3 separate regions of the Homo sapiens genome follow, and regions 1 and 2 are each linked to region 3. A link is a contact called in ENCODE Hi-C or POLR2A ChIA-PET data. All regions are on one chromosome and are shown on one strand. The core of a region is the stretch at or near the end of the contact, and the rest is flanking DNA. Distances in the headings are between cores, read along the strand shown. Region 1 has its middle 28 kb from the start of F2RL1. Region 2 has its middle 31 kb from the start of IQGAP2. Region 3 overlaps IQGAP2 (IQ motif containing GTPase activating protein 2).

Region 1 (3,023 bases), core at 294-2,793, 210 kb after region 3:
GAGCAATAAAGCTTTTTAATCACCTGGGTGCAGGTGGGCTGAGTCCGAAAAGAGAGTCAGCAAAGGGAGTTAGCAGTGGGGCAGTTTTATAGGATTTGAGTAGGTAGTGGAAAATTACAGTCAAAGGGGGTTGTTCTCTTGCTGGCAGGGGCGGGGGTCACAAGGTGCTCGGTGGGGAGCTCTGGAGACTTATTGTCCAGGAAAAGGAATGTCACAAGGTAATGTCATCAGTCAAGGCGGGAACCGGCCATTTTCACTTCTTTTGTGATTCTTCAGTTGCTTCAGGCCATCTGGATGTATACTTGCAGGCTTGGGCTCAGAAGCCTGACAGTGTGCAGTGGCACAATCTCAGCTCACTGCAACCTCCGCCTCCTGGGTTCAAGCAATTCTCCTGCCTCAGCTTCCCGAGTAGCTGGGACTACAGGCGCACGCCGTCACATCTGGCTATTTTTTTGTCTTTTAGTAGAGATGAGGTTTCACTGGGTTGCCCAGGTTGGTCTCGGACACCTGAGCTCAGGAAATCCACCCTCCTGGGCCTCCCAAAGCGCTAGGATTACAAAAAAATCCTCTTTGACTATCCTCTATTTCCTTTCTTTTGCTCTTTCTTCCCTTATCTTCCTCACCAACTTTTTAATCTACATACAAAATATTCTGTGCATTGTGGAGAGCAGGGAATTGAAAGTGTGGTTGGCTGAATAATGGTCATCCAGAGATAGCAGTCCCTAATCCCTAGCACTTGTAAATGTTGCTGTATAAGGAAAAACGGGCTTTGTGTATGTGACTAATTTAAGGATCTTGCCATGGGGAGATTATCCTGGATTATCTGGGTGGACCATCACAAGTGTCCTTGCACAAGCCAGGCAAAGGGAGATTAGACGCACAGCAAGAGAGGAGGCAACGTGGCCACCAAGGCAGAAATTAGAATAATACGGCCACATGTCAAGGAGAGCCAGCAGCCACCAGGAGCCGGAAGGGACAAGAAGCAGATTCTCCCTAGAGCCTTCCAAAGGCCCACAGCCCTGCTGACAGCTCGCTTCCACCAGTGATACAGATTTCAGACTTCTGGCTTCCAGAACAGTGAGAGAATATATTTCTGTTGTTTTAAACTATCTAGTTTATGGTAATTTGTTACTGCAGTCACAGGAAACAAATACGCAATATGAAGAAGATGTGAAAATATTATACCTTTAAAACAAGGCAGAAAGAAGGAAGCAAGGATGCTGAGCTCATGAGTGCAATGTTAGTCACCTAGCACACAAAGGAGTGAAAGCCAGATAAAATAATCCAGAAAACCATGTGTCTTTCGAAAATAAATCTAGGATTAGAATAGGACAGACTGAGTAACACAGGGAAAAGTAATAACTCTGTTGATCCATCTAAACCAGATATATAATCTCCTGACAAATAGAGCAGGAGGTATGAATAGGAGGACATTTTAGTTGTTTAACTGGTGAAATGTTAGGGGGTGGAAGGGGGAAAGAGTGGCACAGGCTAAATCGGCTAGATGACTCAGAAAATGAATTTGTTTTCAGATAATTGCTTCCTAACGTAGCAATGATGCAGCTCTTAGTCATTCCAATAGCAAACAGCCATTCTGATAGCAATTCCACAGAGACAGCAAACCAGCTAGAACAAAAGACTGCTCCACCCACAACAAGGACTCTGGTGGGAAAAAGTTCCTAGTGAATGAATCCAACATAATTGACTCTGAGCTGCTCTTGTGTCAAAGACAGGCTATGAGAAACTGGCATGGATGGGAACAGCTTCAGACATTGGCTTCCTGTTGTGTCTTCTTGCTGCTGTGAAATGAGGCTCTAAGATAAACAGAGCAGAGGCACATCTGGAGAGGAAGGTTACCAGAAGGGTGATGTCACTAGCAGCAAATCAGAACCCCATCTTTCAGCCTAGCAGGGATTTGAAGGATTTGTATCATAGTATGCAAGGGGCTTCCAGCACTGCATGGCCTCTATCTTTAATCAAAGTCAGAAGCCTACAGGCAGGAGTGGGCTGAGCTTCTCATGTGTGCTCACATCGTGCTGGTGAGCCACTGAAGGCCTGATAGGAGGAGAGTAAGACTCAAAAACTCTGCTTAAAATCCAGATGTGTAAATGAGACGTACTCTATTAAAGAGGACAAGAATCAAACATAGGAAAACTATTATACCACTAAGATGACACAAGGCCCAAGCTGAAGTGCTTAGAAGTTTGTGGATATGAATTAACATATTTTTTTTCTTGAGTTAGCATGTGATTCCTACTCTTTGAGAAAGGTGGCTTTAGCCATGAGCTTGTACTGTTGGTGGGACTTGCTGTTTAATCAGTCAACAAATCACCAATGGGCACAGCTGTGTGCTAAACGCCAACAGGAATATAAAAGCACAGCATCCCTGATCTTAAAGGGTTTTTGCAGTTCTGCTGGGAAAATTAAACAAGCAGGAAACATCAGCATTCCAATGCAGTAAAAGCATATTGTGTACTCTTGCCTGTTGCTGCTACAGGAGTTTATTAATTCATCCACTCAACTAATAGTTATTGAATGTCTGCTTGGTGCCAAGCATGCTTCTGGGATACAGCAGTGAACAAACCAACACCAAATCTCTGCCTCATAGAGCTTACATAGGGTTGGGGAAGGTCAGACGCATTGGAGATATCTACTAGACACCAAGGTGGAGATCAGATTGATGAGGGTGGAGCTCAGGGAAGAGATCTGGACCAGAATTCAGAACTCAGAAGATGTAAACACCAGAGTGGGCTGGAGATGCTTCAGGGAGCAGGGAAGACTTGAATGGGGCCCGTTTCACAACAGCAACAAAAGCCTCTTTCACCAGTTCTCTAGGCCAAGGCCCAAGCCCTCCTGGTTTATCTACTGCCTCTTTTCCCCACTTCTCCTTATCAGTTTCCTCTTTCCGGCCCATTTTCTTCATTCCCATCTGTCTTCTTCCCTTCCCCGTCTGCTTCCTTCATCTCTTCCTTGGATGGTTCCCTTCCTGCTTCCTTGATTCTATTCTCACCCCACTATGTTCC
Region 2 (3,011 bases), core at 239-2,738, 210 kb before region 3:
CAGATGTGAGCCACTATGCCCAGCCTTATCCAGAAGTTCTTGAACCCTGTCTTCTGGGCCAAGTTCTTGAACCCTGTCTTCTGGGCCATTTATGGAGACTTCATTGGATAGGCATGATTGAAGTATGGATAACCTGGTTCAAATGTGATTGGACAAAAAGGGTATGATCTGGTCGGGCGCAGTGGCTCACGCCTGTAATCCCAGCACTTTGAGAGGCCGAGGCTGGCAGATCATGAGGTCAAGAGATTGAGACCATCCTGGCCAACATGGTGAAACCCCGTCTGTACTAAAAATACAAAAATTAGCTGTGTGTGGTGGTGCACACCTGTAGTCCCAGCTACTTGGGAGGCTGAGGCAGAAGAATCGCTTGAACCCAGGAGGCGGAGGTTACAGTGAGCTGAGATCATGCCACTGCACTCAACCTGGTGGCAGAGTGAAACTCCGTCTCAAAAAAAAAAAAAAAGGTATGATCTAAACCCAGCAAGTCCTGTTCTGTCTGTTCAGATTCTTCCTGGCCTCTCTGTACAGCATTTCTACCTCTAGGGTACGGGGCAGGACCCTCTCTGGAATAAGGGTCTCATGACCCACAATCAGATTAGGGTCCTGCCATGGGGAGGTCAAAGGAAGGCAGGGAAAGACCAGAGAGAGAGATATTCTTTTTACTGTAATAAGGGCTGTGGGAGTTATGAGCCAGGAACTGTGTATGAAAACCAATATGTGTGGCAGGGTGTGGTGACTGACACCTGTCATCCCAGCACATTGGGAGGCCAACACAGGAGGATTACTTGAGCCCAGGAGTTTGAGACCAGCCTGAACAACATAGTGAGACCCCATCTGTAAAATAATAAAAATAAAAAAATTAGTTGGGCATGGTGACATGCGCCTGTGGTCCCAGCTACTTGAGAGGTTAAGGTGGGAGGATAGCTTGAGCCCAAGAGGCTGAGAATGCAGTGAGCCCTGATTTGTGCCACTGCCCTCCAGCCTGGACAATAGAGCAAGACTCTATTTCAAAAAACAAAATGAAACAAACAAATGAAGAAAAAATATACATTTATAAATATAAAATATAAAAAAAAAACGTACATATAATAGCACAACTAGCATATTGAAAAATTGTATCTGGACAGGTGGGAAGCTTTCCAAGTATGTTCTTGGGAAATGACTCAGGACAGTAAATGACTGGCAGGCAGGTAGGAAGGGGGCCAGGCCCTGTGGTAGACCAAGTAACAAACAGGTCCCAGAGCAGGGAGGACAGGGGCAATGTTCCTCTCTCTGCACACACTCCACCTTCTGACTCCCCCACCTCACCCCAGCAGCCTCAAAGGAGCCTCTCCAGGGCCACGCTGGAATGGCAAACATGGGATTTTTTTTGCTGACTTGGCTTAGCAACAAGGCCTCACTCTGACCTTTTCTCTGCACAGCATTAAAGAGAAAGGGTACGTTGAAAGTGGGATTGCATAGATTTCCCATGACCACTGCCACGCTTTGAAGGGAAACTGCTCAGCTGAGCACTGCTTCCTGGAATGAGCAAGGCCATCTGCCCTAGCCTGACCTGATAACTTCCACCCCTGTGCAGGTGCCTTCCCCACGGGAGGTGAGGGCCAGCACAGCCCAGTCCCTGGGAGCCCCTGCCAGGCAAGGGCCACGCTGGTCCTCGGGCTCATGCTGTCAGGGACTTTGTTGAAGGGGCCAGAGGCCCCTCAGTCTATCTTGGTTAATGGCAAGCTGCTTTTAGGATATGCAGAGAAGTAAGAGCGAGCAAACCAGCCACCAGGCCGGGCTTTGTTGACATGCAGGACATCGTTTGAGATGTAAGAGCAGCTCTAGTAGCCCTGCAGCAGCCCTTGCATCTCAACCGGTTTCTGAGTCATTCTCTGGGATTATCAGGCTGGAGTTCTCTGTCATTAGGATGACTCATCATTTTTCTATCTCTGCTTCCATTGCTTCTGTCCCTGCTGACTAAAGTCTCTGCTATCCGCCTCTGTGCCGCAGCTTCTGTGGCTTTTTCTCTGTGGCCCCTTTCTTCAATCCCATCCTACTCATGGTCTTCCCTCTCAAGGTCTCACAAACTCCCTACCAGTAGGGTTTATGGGTTCCACCTGTCACCATGACAGAGCTCTCACGCCAGACACCCTCACAGGACATGGGCCAACCAGTGGGAAGCTGCCTTGGAGTAAGGGCGCTAATTCCTGGCTTAATCAATTAATTTACCTGAAGCCACACATGCAGAGTCACATGATATAAACCATTCATTCATCTGACAAATAGGGCACCTCACGTATGTCACACTCTGTCCTGGCGTGGAGAATACAATGGTGAAATAGAAACAACACAAGTCTTTGCCTCACATTCTCCTGGGGGCTGGGATGGCTGACAAGAAATAAAATCGGCCAGGTGCAGTGGCTCATGCCTGTAATCCCAGCACTTCAGGAGGCCGAGGCAGACGGATCACCTGAGGTCAGGAGTTCAAGACCAGCCTGGCCAACACGGCAAAACCCCATCTCTACTAAAAATACAAAAGTTAGCCAGATGTGGTGGTGAGTGCCCATAATCTTAGCTACTCCAGAGGCCGAGGCAGGAGAATTGCTTGGACTCAGGAGGCAGAGGTTGCAGTGAGCCGAGATTGGCCACTGCACTCCAGCCTGGGTGACAGAGTGAGACTCTGTCTCAAAAAAAAAAAGAAAAAAGAAAAGAAAAGAAAGAAAAAAATGAAGAGTAAAACATAGGCTCAATGTTGATTCATGTGATGGAGAAAAAGCCAGGTAGAGGTATAGACAGTGCCGGGAGCAGGGCCTTGTATGTCGATTTTCAACCACAGGTTGGTTGAGAGAGTGACATTGAGGTCATAAAGGACAGAAAGGAGGTGGAGAGGCCAAGAAGAGACCCCTTATAGGGCTGTGTGCGTGGTAGACATGATGAGGCTTCTGGAACTCTTAGTGCTGGTGTGGTCAGCTCTGAGGATCATGGGGAAACCCTACTGTCTAGGACCTCACAGATGAGAGAAGAAGCTT
Region 3 (3,068 bases), core at 506-3,005:
TCTTTCTTTTTGATGAACCAGATTGTTTCAGCTTGGTCAGTCTGAGCTCTTTCTGGCCCACTTCCTTGTCCTTCTAGCACCGTCCCTGACATTCTTTGAAATATCCTTGCTCGTGGTCACAACAGGATGTTCCAGTCCTATCCTGATTATTTCTGCTTTGAGATGTGGAACCACCACTCTCTAGGGATTCCTCTTAAAAGTCATGTGTTTATATTAATTTTTCAAGTTTAACCTTATTAGCTTACTGGATTCTGCTTTTCTTGCTGTCTAGTTCATTTGACCATTGAGATTCTTCTACATGGGCAGCCACAAACGGAAGCTATGTCTGCCTCTCCTCTGTGATAGGATTACTCTTCCCGCTGCTGATACTGTAGCTGTGTCGCAGCAGCCATGTTTTCAGGTGCAATGGTGATGCCATGGCTCTGGCAGACCCACTTCTGGTTCACCAGCCGTCCAGGTACTCTGGGAGCTTTGTGGAGTAGAGTTTGTCTAGCCAGCTCCCACACAGCCAGGTGGCTGTCTTGCTTACCAGGTGGCCTTTGAACCTGCTCCTCAGGCATTAATGCATAACTTTCCTTGTCTTAACACTCTGTTCCCTTAGAACCTTTTCCTTCCCTAAGAAACTGATTGAACCCTTATATCAGATTGATTATATCTCTAACAGTGAACATATTTGCATTTATAAATAAGATTTCCAAAGACAGTTTCTTAGCTCAAAGGACAGGCTCTAATCCTAGGTTCTCAGAAGGGATATCTGGAGATGGCAGTATTTGGAAGTAAGGTGAGGGAGGCAGTTGCACCTGCTTATTTCTTTCAAGTCCTTCCTTGCTCAGAATTCTCTCTGTGCTCTGAACCATTCCTTTCCCTTTCCTCCTCTTTCTGTCCTAAATTAGTATGGTGGTTATGCCTTTCTGTCTTCCTAAATTCTGAGCTCTTAAGAGACTATGAACCACATCTTGTTACTTCATACAGCTTACGTGCTATTGATTCCAAGTTAAAGTCTCTGGAGTTTGTATATTTAACTCTTCAGGAGGTTTAATTGAACTAATTTCTCTATGATAAGGCTACCTCAGGATTCCTTTGGTTTGGGGCTGAAAATTAGGTATAGAACCCTGGATTTTGATATGATATTGGCAGTGATATATGTGACTAAGATGGAAAAATTTGGTTCAGTAAATAAAACTATTTCAAACATGGAGTCTGTGGTGAAATAGAGATTCTTGGCATTGGAAAAAGTAAGAAAACCACTTTGATAGGTTATCAATAAGTGTTTGTATACAAAGGACACATTTATTTAACAAAGAATAGTAAGAACAAAGGTTAACACAAATGGAGCTTTTAACTATGTGCCTGGCACTGCACAAAATACTGTACTGGTATAATCTCATTTTATCTTCATAACATATCTGTGCAGTGGTCACTATTATTACTCCCATTTTATCACCAAGGCAGTTGAGGCACAGAGAGGCTGCCGAAGGTCACACAGTTAGTAAAAACCAGGATATGTGAGAACTGAACCTGTGCTATTATGAATTCAGCCAGCCAATGGCTTCAAAAGAAGTCAATTATTTCCCTACTTCTAAGAAAATTAAAAGAACACTGGTATCAGACTTGAACTTCAGCACAGGCCTCTCAGCTATTATATTTAACATGTTTTAAATGAAGAATCATGGAACTTGAGAAGGGGAAGGGCCTTGGGAAGTTATTGTAGTCTAAGTCATTCATTTCACAGATAAGGGAACTGAAAGCTTGGGTTACGTGACTTGCTCTTAGTCACACACTGAGGTTTTACCAGTTTTGGGACCAGGATTCAGCGCTTCTGGATTCTAGTCCTGTGGTCTTTCTGCTCTACCATGAGGCTTTGATATACAAACATTCATTCCACATGTTATAGTACAAAATGAGCTACACATAATGTGATCCAAGAAAGCTGAAATAAATTTAGCTCCTGCCTTTTAAGTTTGCATTTCATTACGATAGTACCTTTTAGTGTATATCCTGAAAGTATAGAAAAAACTAATACCACTAGTTTTATCTTGAAAGTGGTAGAAAAAACTAATGCCATGTGATATTGGCAGTAATGTATGTGACTAAGATGGAAAAATTTGGTTCAGTAGATAACAACTACTACTACTACTACTACTATATACTACTTTCATGATATACACTAAATGGTATTTTTTAAAACTTTCTTTATTGCTTCCTGGACTTTAAGTGATATTATTTGTACAAGTAGGAGCACATGGGTCAATGAGTCGGTAGCTACCTCTGGGCAACCCCTCCGTTGCTGGCCTCACTCAGCTGCACAGGTGTGCTGTAGCTTTTGGTGTGGTAGGAGGCTTGCTACCTCACAAAAAGTGCTCTCTTAGACATGAGAAGCAAAGGTGACATTAATTCCATGACTTCCTTTGGAATGCTCTCAGCCCTTTGACTTGGCTGTTAGGTACCAAACGGTGCTTAATAAATTAACTGTTGAAGAGCTACATGAGATTGGCACTTTTTCTATTCGATGGGCTTTTTTGTTTTTTAGATTAAGACTTGATTTCCTATATACTTCAGGTAATAAGCAGCCTCATTTGAATTTAAATGCTTGGGAAGGAAGTTTGCTATTGCTGTTTCTTTTCAGCATGGGAATACTGGGTAAACACAGTTTCCTGATAAACATTTGCCCGTTTGAGTAATCAGCTGGGAAGCACCTCCCACACAGAGATTAGGTGTAAAACGCCCATACCATGAAAAGTGATCTTTCCAAAGCTAACAGTTTAAACCTCAACATCAATGATTTAAAAAAAAAGAAAAAAAGTTGAAAATTGAGGCCAAACAGAAACTATACAATATTTTTTTTAATTTTTTAGTAAATGAGATTTTTTGATATATGCAAATGAGATCTTTACCTGATCAATATTAGCTTAAGAAAATATCAGACTTAAATTTAAAAGCAAAGATTCTTCCATGTTCAGAAAGCTAACTTCTCAGCACCACCTTGTGGTAACTTTTACTTAAGCCAGGATGTTTGTTTATTGTAAGATTTATATTAATATTACATTGTACAATGGAGAAATTAAAAA

Evidence for each region. A loop is a pair of places that touch in the nucleus more often than their neighbours do. ChIA-PET counts read pairs that join two places held with the same protein, here RNA polymerase II (POLR2A). Pooled maps may share reads with other maps.
Region 1: a loop to region 3 is called in a pooled map, with 5 times the contacts of the local background. The contact joins two enhancer-like sites. A Hi-C loop is called at or near these places in 1 of 168 maps with a recorded cell type or tissue (K562) and 3 of 50 pooled maps. POLR2A ChIA-PET finds 5 or more read pairs at or near these places in 1 of 52 experiments (Panc1).
Region 2: a pooled map shows a loop between it and region 3 (2.5-fold over the local background). The contact joins two enhancer-like sites. A Hi-C loop is called at or near these places in 7 of 50 pooled maps. POLR2A ChIA-PET finds 5 or more read pairs at or near these places in 6 of 52 experiments (IMR-90, T-cell, activated CD4-positive, alpha-beta T cell and 3 more).

The regions. Positions count from the first base shown.
Region 1 is chr5:76,789,233-76,792,255 of GRCh38, forward strand. No RefSeq gene overlaps it. Among named protein-coding and RNA genes, the nearest start is that of F2RL1, 28 kb to the right of the region's middle. Within about 2 kb of position 1,544, at least 15 of the 41 ENCODE cell types and tissues checked have a DNase peak (open chromatin) inside an H3K27ac peak, as active enhancers do.
Region 2 is chr5:76,370,877-76,373,887 of GRCh38, forward strand. No RefSeq gene overlaps it. Among named protein-coding and RNA genes, the nearest start is that of IQGAP2, 31 kb to the right of the region's middle. RefSeq lists enhancers at 988-1,781, 1,728-2,022 and a cis regulatory region at 1,531-2,194. Within about 2 kb of position 1,489, at least 6 of the 41 ENCODE cell types and tissues checked have a DNase peak (open chromatin) inside an H3K27ac peak, as active enhancers do.
Region 3 is chr5:76,580,661-76,583,728 of GRCh38, forward strand. All of the region lies in intron 5 of IQGAP2 (IQ motif containing GTPase activating protein 2), which reads left to right. Among named protein-coding and RNA genes, the nearest start is that of F2RL2, 41 kb to the right of the region's middle. RefSeq lists an enhancer at 1,567-1,656. Within about 2 kb of position 1,756, at least 4 of the 41 ENCODE cell types and tissues checked have a DNase peak (open chromatin) inside an H3K27ac peak, as active enhancers do.